Linked DNA regions of Homo sapiens: region 1 is linked to region 2. The links are chromatin contacts, found by Hi-C or POLR2A ChIA-PET in ENCODE. All regions are on one chromosome and are shown on one strand. The core of a region is the stretch at or near the end of the contact, and the rest is flanking DNA. Distances in the headings are between cores, read along the strand shown.

The links. Hi-C counts contacts between places; a loop is a spot of excess contacts on that map. ChIA-PET counts read pairs that join two places held with the same protein, here RNA polymerase II (POLR2A). Pooled maps may share reads with other maps.
Region 1: a loop to region 2 is called in a map of CD4-positive, alpha-beta T cell, with 6 times the contacts of the local background. The contact joins the promoter of IFT43 here to the promoter of DPF3 in region 2. A Hi-C loop is called at or near these places in 3 of 168 maps with a recorded cell type or tissue (CD4-positive, alpha-beta T cell, CD8-positive, alpha-beta T cell and naive thymus-derived CD4-positive, alpha-beta T cell) and 5 of 50 pooled maps. POLR2A ChIA-PET finds 5 or more read pairs at or near these places in 2 of 52 experiments (activated B cell and activated T-cell).

What each region holds. Positions count from the first base shown.
Region 1 is chr14:75,981,956-75,987,230 of GRCh38, forward strand. IFT43 (intraflagellar transport 43) reads left to right here and starts at 3,808. Exons shown (of 9, transcript NM_001102564.3): 1 at 3,808-3,885. The coding sequence starts at 3,832. It overlaps TGFB3 (transforming growth factor beta 3), which reads right to left and starts at 40. Exons shown (of 7, transcript NM_003239.5): 1 at 1-40. RefSeq lists silencers at 345-584, 715-834, 3,789-4,098 and enhancers at 615-674, 3,461-3,962.
Region 2 is chr14:72,890,816-72,896,419 of GRCh38, forward strand. DPF3 (double PHD fingers 3) reads right to left here and starts at 3,286. Exons shown (of 11, transcript NM_001280542.3): 1 at 3,242-3,286. The coding sequence starts at 3,273. RefSeq lists an enhancer at 3,246-3,540.

The DNA.
Region 1 (5,275 bases), core at 2,558-5,057, 3.1 Mb after region 2:
CCTCTCTCTCTCACACACACACACATGCACACACACTGCTTTCTCTATTTCTCTCTGCTGAAATTTTATACCTCCCTCCCATGACGTCTCTGGCCTGGGGTGGGGGAGGGAGGGACCAGCGCACGCAGCCTCTTTTGCTGCACGATGTTAATGTTTTAAACAGGCACAGGAAAAGCCGAGCCCTTTTGAAAAATACTTTGCGAGTCCTCTCGTTCGACGTGGTAGCTGAACTTTTTTTCCCCTCTTGGAATCACTCCTGCCACACGTTGGCTGTTTTTCTGGAAAGTTACTCCGATGAGCCCCCTCCCTCCCTTTCCCCCAGCCCCGGCGCCCTCTCGCCAGCTGTCAGTCCGCGCCGTCCGCGGCCCGCGTCTACTCTCCCTCCTGGTCCCCCGGTCCCGGGGCCGCCCGCGGGCCAGGCCCAACCCGGGGCAGGGTCCGCAGAGGGCGCGGGACCCGGTAGGGGCGGCCATGCCAGCCTCGCAGAGGGGACTCCCAGCCTGCGAGCCGGGTCGGAGGGTCGGCGTCCGCTCCGCGGCGATCCTGGCCCGATTCTTCATTGACAAGATCGGAGTCGGGAGGCGGGCAGAAGCCTGGAGACGCTCCAGGGGCAGTGAAAAATGGTGGCGTTTTCCGGAAGATCGAGGGTGCCCTCTGGCGAGGCGAGGCCGCCAGTGAAGGAGCTCGGCTGGTCGGGAGCCGGGGAGGCTCGGGGGCTGGGGGCTGCGGGGTGGGGGCTGAGGGGCGGGAGAAGGGGCTGCGGTAGAGAGCGAGAAAAACAAGACCCAGGCCCCGAGGAATCGCCTCCCTCCCGGCCCGACGTGCGCACGAGCGCACCTCTCCCTCCCCGACCGCCGCTCCGGAGCCGCTCTCGCAGAAATGTCATCCAGATGTTCAGCCTCCCTCCCCGCCGAGGTCTCCGCAGGGAGCTGCGCCAGCGAGCGCGAAGTCAGCAGTTGGCCCGAGCCCATTTCCCAGATGGGTGAGGGGAAGTCGGCTCTGTGCTTTCGCTCCTCTTCTCGGCCCGAACCTCTAGGCCTTTTCCCACGAGCAGCCAAGGGAGGGTAGGGCACGTGGCTCCCCGCACCCCGCAACACAGGGCTTGCCTCTGAACTGAACTTTCCTGAGAGTGAGTGCCGCTCCCACCCCATCTCACTCCAGCCTTCCTGGACCCTTTCTGAGAGGTCTGGCTTCCAGGCCACTAACTGAAGGGGCTGTTCTCTGTATCCCAGCACAGCGGTGGGTCACTTTACGGATGAGGAAACTGAGGCATAGAGTTTTTTGTTTTTTTTTTTACAGACCACACTGCTTGTGAGTGATGGAGGCGATATTTTACACAGGCTATCTAGCTTGGGTAGGCATTACTTTCATTTGCAAAACCAATGGGAAACCTAGGGGTAGAAACTTTAAAAGTAACTTGCCCAAGGTCACATAGTTATTAGGTGTCAGCTGTTGGGATTTGGACCCAGGACGTTGCCAGATTCTGGACTTAATTACTATGCTATACTGCCTCTGAAATTTCAGAAAAAGTTTAATGTTTACTATATACCAGGCACTATTCTAGGCTCTGTGAAGAATATCAGTGAACGAAACAAAACTCCTGCCCTCAGGGAAATTTTATTTTAGAGGCAGGGGTGGGGCAGTGGAGGAGGCGATAAACTAAATAAATATGTAAATGATGTAGTACGGTAAAAAGTGCTGAGCCAGGTGCAGTGGCTCACGCCTGTAATCCCAGCATTTGGGGAGGCCCATGCAGGAGGATTACTTGAGCTCAGGAATTCGAGACCAGCCCCAGCAACACGGCGAAACCCAGTCTCTACAAAAAAATGGAAAAATTAGCCCGGCATGTTGGCGCAGGCATCTACTTGGGAGGCTGAGGCAGGATAATCACTTGAGCCAGGGAGGCAGAGTTTACAGGGGGCCAAGATTGCACCACTGCACTCCAGCCTGGACGACAGAGCAAGACCGTGTCTCAAACAGACAAGCAAACAAACAAATGTGGTGTGGCAGAAAATCAAGCAGGGAAGGAGGATGGGGTGTGCCTAGGTTGGGGGATGTTGCAGTTTCAAATAGGGTGATAAGGGAAGGCCTTTGAGCAGACAGTTGCAAGATAGGAAGGAAAATTATTAAAGTTATACTTTTTTGGACTCCACCTCTACCAAATCAGTCTCCAGAGCTGAGGCCCTGGCATCTCTGTTTCTTTACAAACCTCACACGTGATTCAGGTGCTAAGCAAGTTCTGGAAGCTACTACTGCAGGGTACCTCTCTGCCCAGAGTGAGGACCATTTGCCTTCTGTTTTCAGCAAGTTGGGGAAGAAGTGGGGGTGAAGGTCTGGAAACTGACTATAAGGTGATGGTCGTATGCTGTGAGCTTACAAGAAATGGAAAAATCCAAAGATTAATCCCTTCTTCCTCATCTGGTGCCGAAGAAGAAGGGAACAAGGGATTCATTGGAGCCTATATTTCATCTGTCTTGGATTTTTGGCAATGAGTGTTTCTTCAGATTAAAATCTAACAAAGTATTCTCACTGAGAAGCAAGTTAACAAAGGATCTTAGAGATAATCTCTAAAGTAATTACAAGGGAGGAAACTGATAGCGGAAAGGGCTCTGCTCTGACTACACAGGTAGTTTTCAGGAGAGCTAAGATGAGAACACAGCTCTTCTGATATCCAGGCCAGTGCTCTTGCTGTCACAGGCATGCTAACACACAGTCCTATCCAGTAACATGTGTGACTGAACTGAGTGATTTACTGGATATTTAAGAAATGCTTGCAATGAGGTTTCAGGGGTGCTACTCCCACTTCCGAATCCTTGCTTTTAACCTGTGTCCATCCAGGCCTTCCCCTCAACATAATACTGGAATGTTGTTTGCTTTCAGGGCTATCAGCCCATCTCCTATGGATCTCAGCCAACCAGTGTCAGGGACCTGGCCAGTGATATTGACTTGGAGATCTCATATGAAGAGTCAACAAAGACGCAACTTAAATGCCCCATTAGGCTGGGAATTTGTGGTACATCTCCCTCTGCCAGCCTAGGAGAATGGCTGGCACCCAGTAGTATGTGCTGGAGATAAATACTCCAGTAATGTCTGGTGTCAGAAGGGCATTTGGCTCTGCTGCTTGGCACTTAGGTGATTTTCCTCAAGCCCCTTCTTTGTACCTCAGTGTGCTTTATTGTTGTGTTAGAGATACTACTGCTACTCACTTTGCGGGATTATTGGGATTTAATGAGATATTGAATATTTGTACTTTTGAAAGTTATTACTACTCAGCTATTTGATGTGTTGATTCAGCCTCTCTGTAAACTTCTTGAAGGCAGAGATTATGTATATTGCAGTTTCCATAATTCATGGTAAACCATTTATTACACCTGATTCCCTGTTTTCTCATCTGTCAAATGGAAACAATACCACTTATCTTGCTTCCCACACAAGGTTGTTAATGCCCCTCACGTTAAGCCAATAACTGTGACGGCCTTCTGTACCTTGCAAAGAGCTGTACAAGTGGGAGGCATCAGTATAGCAGTAGTAGTGCTTTGCACTTAATATATTGATATATTTAAACAGAGCTACAAATACAGACAGTTCCTAACGACCAAATTATTTTACCGTCTCGCAGGAGCAGCGTTGGCGAGTTTTAATAACCGGAGGTTGCTTCCAGATGTCAAGCAAGGCAGATTTAAGAAAGATTCGGTAGTTTGGAGGATGGCACACAGAATCCAGGAACCATGCTGCGTACCCTTTAAAAATTGGGGTGGAGGGGCGGGGCTGTTAGCAGGGACGCGTCTGGGCCAGTCGGTTTCCAGGAAGTGACGTCAGGCGGCCGCGGAGATGGAGGATTTGCTCGACTTGGACGAGGAGCTTCGCTACAGCTTGGCTACCTCCGTGAGGACCAATTCGGGGGCCTTGGGGGCCAGGATTTGGCGGGTGGGGAGGAGCGACCCCGCCGGCCCCGACTTCTCTGAGGCGACTCAGGGCGGCAGGCCTCGCGCCGCGCCGGGTGAGGCCCAGAAGGAGGCAGCCTCACCGCCCCGCCCCCAGGCCACTGTGGGCTCCGCCGCTGCTGGCCTGGGGTTTGCTTTCTTTAAAATCCTCAGAAAGTAGAAAACACCCTGTCCCCGCCGGCGTCTAGGACCGTGGGAAATTTCCGAGCCTTTCTCCGTTTTCTAGAGCCCCGAGTGCGAACTTCCCCAGAACAGATCGATCACAGGGTGATAGGGGAGCCCCGGCCGGGGTCGCACTCGCTCCCATCCTAGAGTTTTTCCTTTGGGACACCTCGTCGCAGAAGTTCCTGCAAAAGCCGCACTGTTTTATGCATGGAAGGGAGGCAGGCAGGGACGGCCTTTCTTCCCGGTAATCCCCGTGGGGAGGTGGGAGTTAACCTCAGTTACCTCAGTAGTTAAGGAAACCAAGACCGATTTGTAACGTGAGGGAGTGATTAGGTGCTCAGGCACTGAGGCCAGATGGAGCATAGAGCTGTTGCCTGGGTTCAAAAAAAAAAAAAAAACCTAAAAAACGATTTAACCTTTCCGAGCCTTGGTTTCCTTATGCCTAGAATGGAGGTGTTACAGTGAAAAGGAAATGCAACAATACATGGGAAGCGTGTAACTCAGTGCTTGGCATATGTTATCACGGAAGAGGTCAGAAGAGGTTAGCTACTGCTGCCTATGAGGCTGTGGTTTACCCAGCGTTATAGTTAGTAAATAATGGAGCTAGATTCAAGACCCAAGTTCAGTGTCTACCTTCCTCCTTTGTAACCCCCATCAGGCCTTTTTATCTTTAAAACTGGTTAGGATCGCACTTACTAAAAGATTGGGCCCCAGAGCAAGTCTTTAGTGTCTGCTGTGAAATCTCTAAGTGTTTTGAAGGTCACCAGGCCTGCTGATACGTGAATGTTTTTTAGTACCTGGGGATGTGAATGTAGTTATTCATTCATTCAACAAATATTTATTGAGCCCCTACTGTGTATCAGGCAGTGTCCTAGGTGCTGGAGATACAGCAATGAATAAAGCAAAGTTCCTGCCCTCATGTGATTATGTTGTAGTGGGAGAAGATGGGCAATAAATAGACTACATTTAACATACACAAAAATCAGGCAGTAAAGAAGTTTTTCTACCCTATGGATCTATACAGGGTCTTCAAAAAGTTTAAAACCTTGAAATACTTAAAAATTATTAGAGAAAACACCTGTGAACAGCATTTAGCGACAAGATCATTGAATTTTTGTTTTAGCACAACCGCCATATGTAGGATGCTGTATTCAGATACTCAGTGC
Region 2 (5,604 bases), core at 2,036-4,535:
CCCTTTGTGATCTGATCAGTGCAGGCGGCTCCTATTTCTGCCTCTAACACCCTGTTGGGCAGTAATAAGATGTTAAAGGCGACAACAGAGAGAGAAGCTGGGCTGTCAGCTTCAGAGAGGAAGGGGGTGAAGGGTACAACAAGGAAGAAAAAGAAAGGGAGTTGAGGGGAGATCAAAGACAGGCAGGAAGAAAGCCAAATTGCTAAGAGAGGAGATGTGGCTTCAGGAGCTTGGGACCCTAAGGAAAACCCCAAAGCAATGAGATTCAAAATTGTGCCATCCCATCACCCCAGCTAATTGAATTATTGAATGTCCCACGTGGAAAAAGCTAGTACAGTGAAAAATAGCCCATACTCAGCGTAGGCAGAGCCCTGCATAGGTGCTGCTGGAAATCTGAGCTTGTTTCTTCCCAACACATTAACTACCACCACTTTATCCCCCCATCCTGAGGAAACCTTTGTGTGACCATTTTCTGTAGGAGACGTCCGTGGTGTTGGCTTTTTTTTTTTTGGAGGGAAGAGAGAGACTCAGAACGCACACAGAGAAAATGCTAATGTCGTTCAGCTCTGTTTCATTGTCAGGAGGGACACATGAGGATAAAAACATAGCTCTCCAAACCATTCTCCCCGCTACCCCTCCTCCCTGCACCACCACCATCCCTTCGGCTGGATGTGTCTCTGCACTTTGTTCTAATTTATCCCATGCATAATTTATTCACGTGTGTATTGTTTCCTGATCAGCAACTTTTAAAAACAAATGAAATATATAAGATGTTTTATTAAACAAGTTATTTTTAAAAAAATAAAGGCAGATGGTGTCCCTCTCCCAATAACAACGTGTGTGCTCCTGCGTTAGGAGTTGTCAAAAACTGTCCAGGGTGTGAGAGGCTGGGCTGGTCAGTGGTATTGTTTATACCCCTTTACTCACAGGGAAAGGGTCTGGGAAGCAGAAAGGAATAGCTAATTATAAATGACCAAGCAACTCCCACCTAGAAAAAGCAAGCAGGGGCGTTGTGTGTATGCTAGTGTCTGCATGTGGGTGGCAACACAATTACAAATACATCACGTTGCAACTGTTTCTAATTATACAAAGTACAATTCAGAACTAATTCCACTAACCGGCCAGAATTCCGCCACCTTCTTTCCCGCGTCTGTCCCTTCCCCCACCCTTAACCCCACCCTACACAGACTCCCTCCCCAAACACGCACCCTACTGTGATCCAAAAAACCCTGGAGCGAGTAGGGGAACACAAGCTTAGAGATACTGCGCCCGCCCGCGCGAAAGCGGGCTCCCGGGTAACTAGGGTACGGCTTTCCCAGGAGGAAACAAACCTGGTGCACATGTGAAATAGGTTCTCTAACTTGAGTTTACCAGGTGGCATCAGCCCGGTTATGTGATTTCGGCTGGAAATGGGGAAACTGAAAATCAGTTGTGGGTTCGGTAGAAACAGCATCAGCGGTGTTGCAGCGAAAGCAACCGGCAGCGAGGATGCGGCGAAGTTACGCCCATTTATTCTGCCATAAAACATTTTCTTTCTTGGGTGAAACGCTGTGGCGTTCAAGCGCAGTGTATCCGAGCTTCCGAGCCAGAACTGAAGCCAGGAGCTCCTATCTGATCAGCCTCAGCTTCCAACGTCCTCTTAACGGCAGCTTTCATATAAATATATTTGAAACCTGGGGCCTTCCTACCCCTTTCCCTATTTCTGATGGGCGACGAGCTGGCGCAAACACGTCCGATTCTCCCTGTGCATTCCTTTGCGTTAGGAACCCCCTACCGTCCCCGGGAGCGAACCTGGTTTTCAACTCCAGGAGTGGCCAGGGGTGAAGACGAGAATGCGCTGAATTAAAAGAACCAGGGTCGACAGCGGCCACGCACCAGGGAGAATTCGGCATGAACCGCCCCCCACCCGACCTGCACCTCCCTCTGCCACTTCGCCTGCGGCTTCGTCCGGGCGGGGAAGTCCCGGTCGAAGGGGTGAGGACCCCCCAGCCCACCTCGGATACGGAGGGAGCCACCCTCTGCCGACATCACCCAATAGCACCCCTTTCAGAGCGACACTAGTTTTCCGAGGCCACCCCTGGCTCCGCGATCGCGAGCGGACTTGGCGGCTTAACAGTTCCACTGACTGGAAGGAAGGAAGGAAGGAAGGAAGGAAGGAAGGAAGGAAGGAAGGAAGGAAGGAAGGAAGGAAGGAAGGAAGGAAGGAAGGATGAAAAGGAGGAGGAAGGCAGGCAGGCAGAAATTGGCTGTTGGACCCGGGGCTGGCCCCCGCGAGTCCTCGCCCGGCCCGCCCCACTCTGTCCAGGATCTGGGCAAGCGCTCAAAGTCTCCCCGAGGCGGCCAGAGGCACCTGCCCCTCGCCCGGCCGGGAGCAGACGCTGCCCCCTCGGGCCAGGAGCCCCAAAACCGCCTCTCCGCCTGCCTCAGCGCCTCACCCAGAGGTGGCGAGAACACCATTCATAAGACCTGCGGCTTCCCTGCCTCCAAATCCACCCCAAGTTAACCCGAGTCGTTAATCCACTAAAGCCAGCTCGCTCGCAAATACACGAGCAGACACACGCTCGATCGCCCGGAGCGCCTCCGAGATCCGGGGGCTGCCGGGGAAAGCCCGGGGCGACCACCTGGGCCCCAGCACGCCCGGGACCCGCTGCTTCCCCCGCGGTGCTCCAACTCCGGAAGGTTTGCACAAACTCCCCGCGAGCGATCGGAAGGCGAAGAGCGCCCTGCAAACTCCGGAGCCTCCGCGGTCCGTCCGCTGGACCCAGCGGACCCAGCGGCGGGGCGGGGGCCGCGGGCTCGGGGGCGCGGGGCTCGGCCAAGTACACCGAGGCGGCCACTGCCCGACGCTCGCCCCCCGCCCAGCAGCCCCCGAAGCCGCGCTCCCTGCCCGCGAGGCGGGGGACTCCGGGGACCGCGCCGTCCCCGAGCTCCCGCGACCCTCCTGCTGTAGAGCGCTCGAGCGCCGGGCTTCTCCGCCTGCAACCCCTATATCTGGCTCTCTCTGCAATTTAGCAGAACACAAATGTAACAATTTTCTTCTTGTTAATTGCATCTCCTGACATTTCTGCGCGTTGGGGGAAAAAAAGAAGATGAAGAAGTAAGAGCTGAAAGAAGAGAGAAGCCCCGCCGCGGCTGGAGGCGCCTGCAAGCGCAATGCTCTGGCAGCGCTCGCCACGCAGAAGGCGCCTTTTTTTTCATATTGAAACCACGCGGAATATGTACATTTTTTAGTCTTACTTACGCTTTCAGGGGGTTGTGAATGACAGTCGCCATTTTGCTACAATGTAACAGAATATTGTCTCAGAGTTCTAAAGGTTCGCTCAGGGGAAGCGACGGGCCAATCACAGCGCGGGATACCGGCCCGCCGGCCAATCGGCGCTGCTGGTAGCTAGGTGGGCGGGGCCTGCGCCGTGGTAGTTATTAGGAGAGCTGTCAAAGCCCAGAGGTCACTCCCTTTTGTAGAGCCCGAGAGCCAGCAGGTCTTAAAGGGGCAGTACAGCGCTGGTAGCTCCTTTTCGGGCTGGGGAAAGTGGAGACGCACGGGAGAGTATTATAGTTTGGTTTAACTCCCTACTTTTCTAAATAACTGCAGAAGAGTTTGCGCTCCCGGACAGAAATATTTAAATATTGCCAGCAAGCCACTGAATCCTATTCATTAGCCTTTGGCTTTGCGTATCAACATTTTTAATCCCCCAAAGGGTAAATCCCCGTGTTTCAGTGCAAAAGTTGGAAGGCTGCCGTTTCGTGTTAACAAATTACTACATGTGCTCTGCCGTTTGCTAATGCTCTGGGTCCTGCCGCTTTTTAATATTCTTATTCCCGAAGTGTTCTCTTTATCTCGGCCACCTTCCTCTCTCGCTTCTTGGAACTGTCGCTGCTGTTCCTGGCGACTCCAGGACAGCAACTCACCCTCCCCCTGGAACGTCTCAATGTCAGGCTCGCTCCCTCCTGCAGCCAGGGCTTTCCTTACGTAGTGCAGGGGGGTTACTCTGCGCGGTTCCCCGCTACCACCCCTTCGGTTCTTCCCTCTACACCAGAAACTTCCAAAATGCTCAGATTCCTGCTAGGTGGTGGGACCTGGAGCTCTGATCTTTAGGCTTAGGGGTAGGGAGGACTTAAGGCAACCTTTGGAAACTTTCTACTGCTAGGAAGCAAGTGACTAGGCAGAAGTTGTAGAGCCTGGACTGGGTGTTATCAGGGTCCCTTTAGAGGAGTGGCACACGCGATTCTGGCGTCACCTTTCACTACTTAGATAGAAGGTGGAAAGAATTTGCTAATGAATAATCCGATGTGACCCGAGGCGTCCAATGAGTCTGTGTCTGCTTCAAGTCAGTGTGAACTCTTCACTGGCGAGCCCCTGACAAAATTGGGAGACTTCTGCGAAGTCAGGCTTCCACTGGGCACCGGGAAGCTCTGGGGGGATGAAATCGCATTAAATCGCGAATAGGGTAGGGGCCTCGTTAGCATACAGAAGTCTGGCTACCATTCCAAAGCTGTTTAATCAGATCAAATAGCTAAGATAGTGGGGGAGGGGTGGCAAGGGGAGAGAAGTTGCCAAATTGCCAGTTCTTCAAAGCTATGCCCTCTCGCTTCCTTTTGCTCCTCTCAAGACAATGAATAAAATAAAATAAACATTCCAGAATTTTAAGAGTTCAACTACATACACTATTAGATTTACAGATAAACAGAACGTGGCTGAATCACTATGTTTTTAAAAGATTTGAAATCTTTAACTCCTCTCTGCGTATTTAAGAAGCAGAATTGAGTTCTATAGATTCCTTTGTAAATCCTTTGCATAGCATCTTGGCAGAGATTACAGTTTGAAAAAGTTATCTCCTTTTCCAAAATTGAAGTTTGAAAAATCCCTTCTTTACTAATTTGACAAGAAATTGGTTCAGAAGCCTATACTTTGCCTGAGGTGGGCCTTGACATCATTGAAAAGCAAGAACTGTATTCTGACCCAAGAAGTATGAGTTTGAATTATCAGTTAGAACTCCCAATAACCTCTTTGAGGTATCAAAGACACAACAATTCAGATTAGTAGACGACAACGTATTTTCTTACATGCAGCCTGATAAAGGAGGAAATGTAGAGCATGTCCTGAACAAGATTTACAATGGGGGAAGAGAGAAAAAACAAATGTATATTACATATTAAAGAAAACACATACTCTAAGCATGTACATATCATTTATTGTGTTAAGGCCTGGATGCAGAAACCAGCATAATCTCTAACTACCTAACGAACTTGAAAATGTCAGATCAGATTTATTGATTGGATTGGAAAATAGTGAATTAAAGACAGTACTTTAAAAAAAAAAAAAGGATAGCCTTGCTTTTTGTAACCCAATGGAATGTCATTTTAACTCTATCAATACAGTTATGACTTTTAAAGAAACACTTATATTTAACAAAAGAGTTATTTTACTTTAATGTTTACATTATAGATCAAAATATAAAGATTTCTTTTTTTTTTTTTTTTTAACCAGAAGGTTCAAAAGCAAAGAGTAGGCATGTTTAAAGAGGACAGTATCCTTAAACAGTTTTGGAGAAGTTTGGCAGTTCTGGGGCAATTTCATAGTGCTGTACATGGCAGAAGTATGAG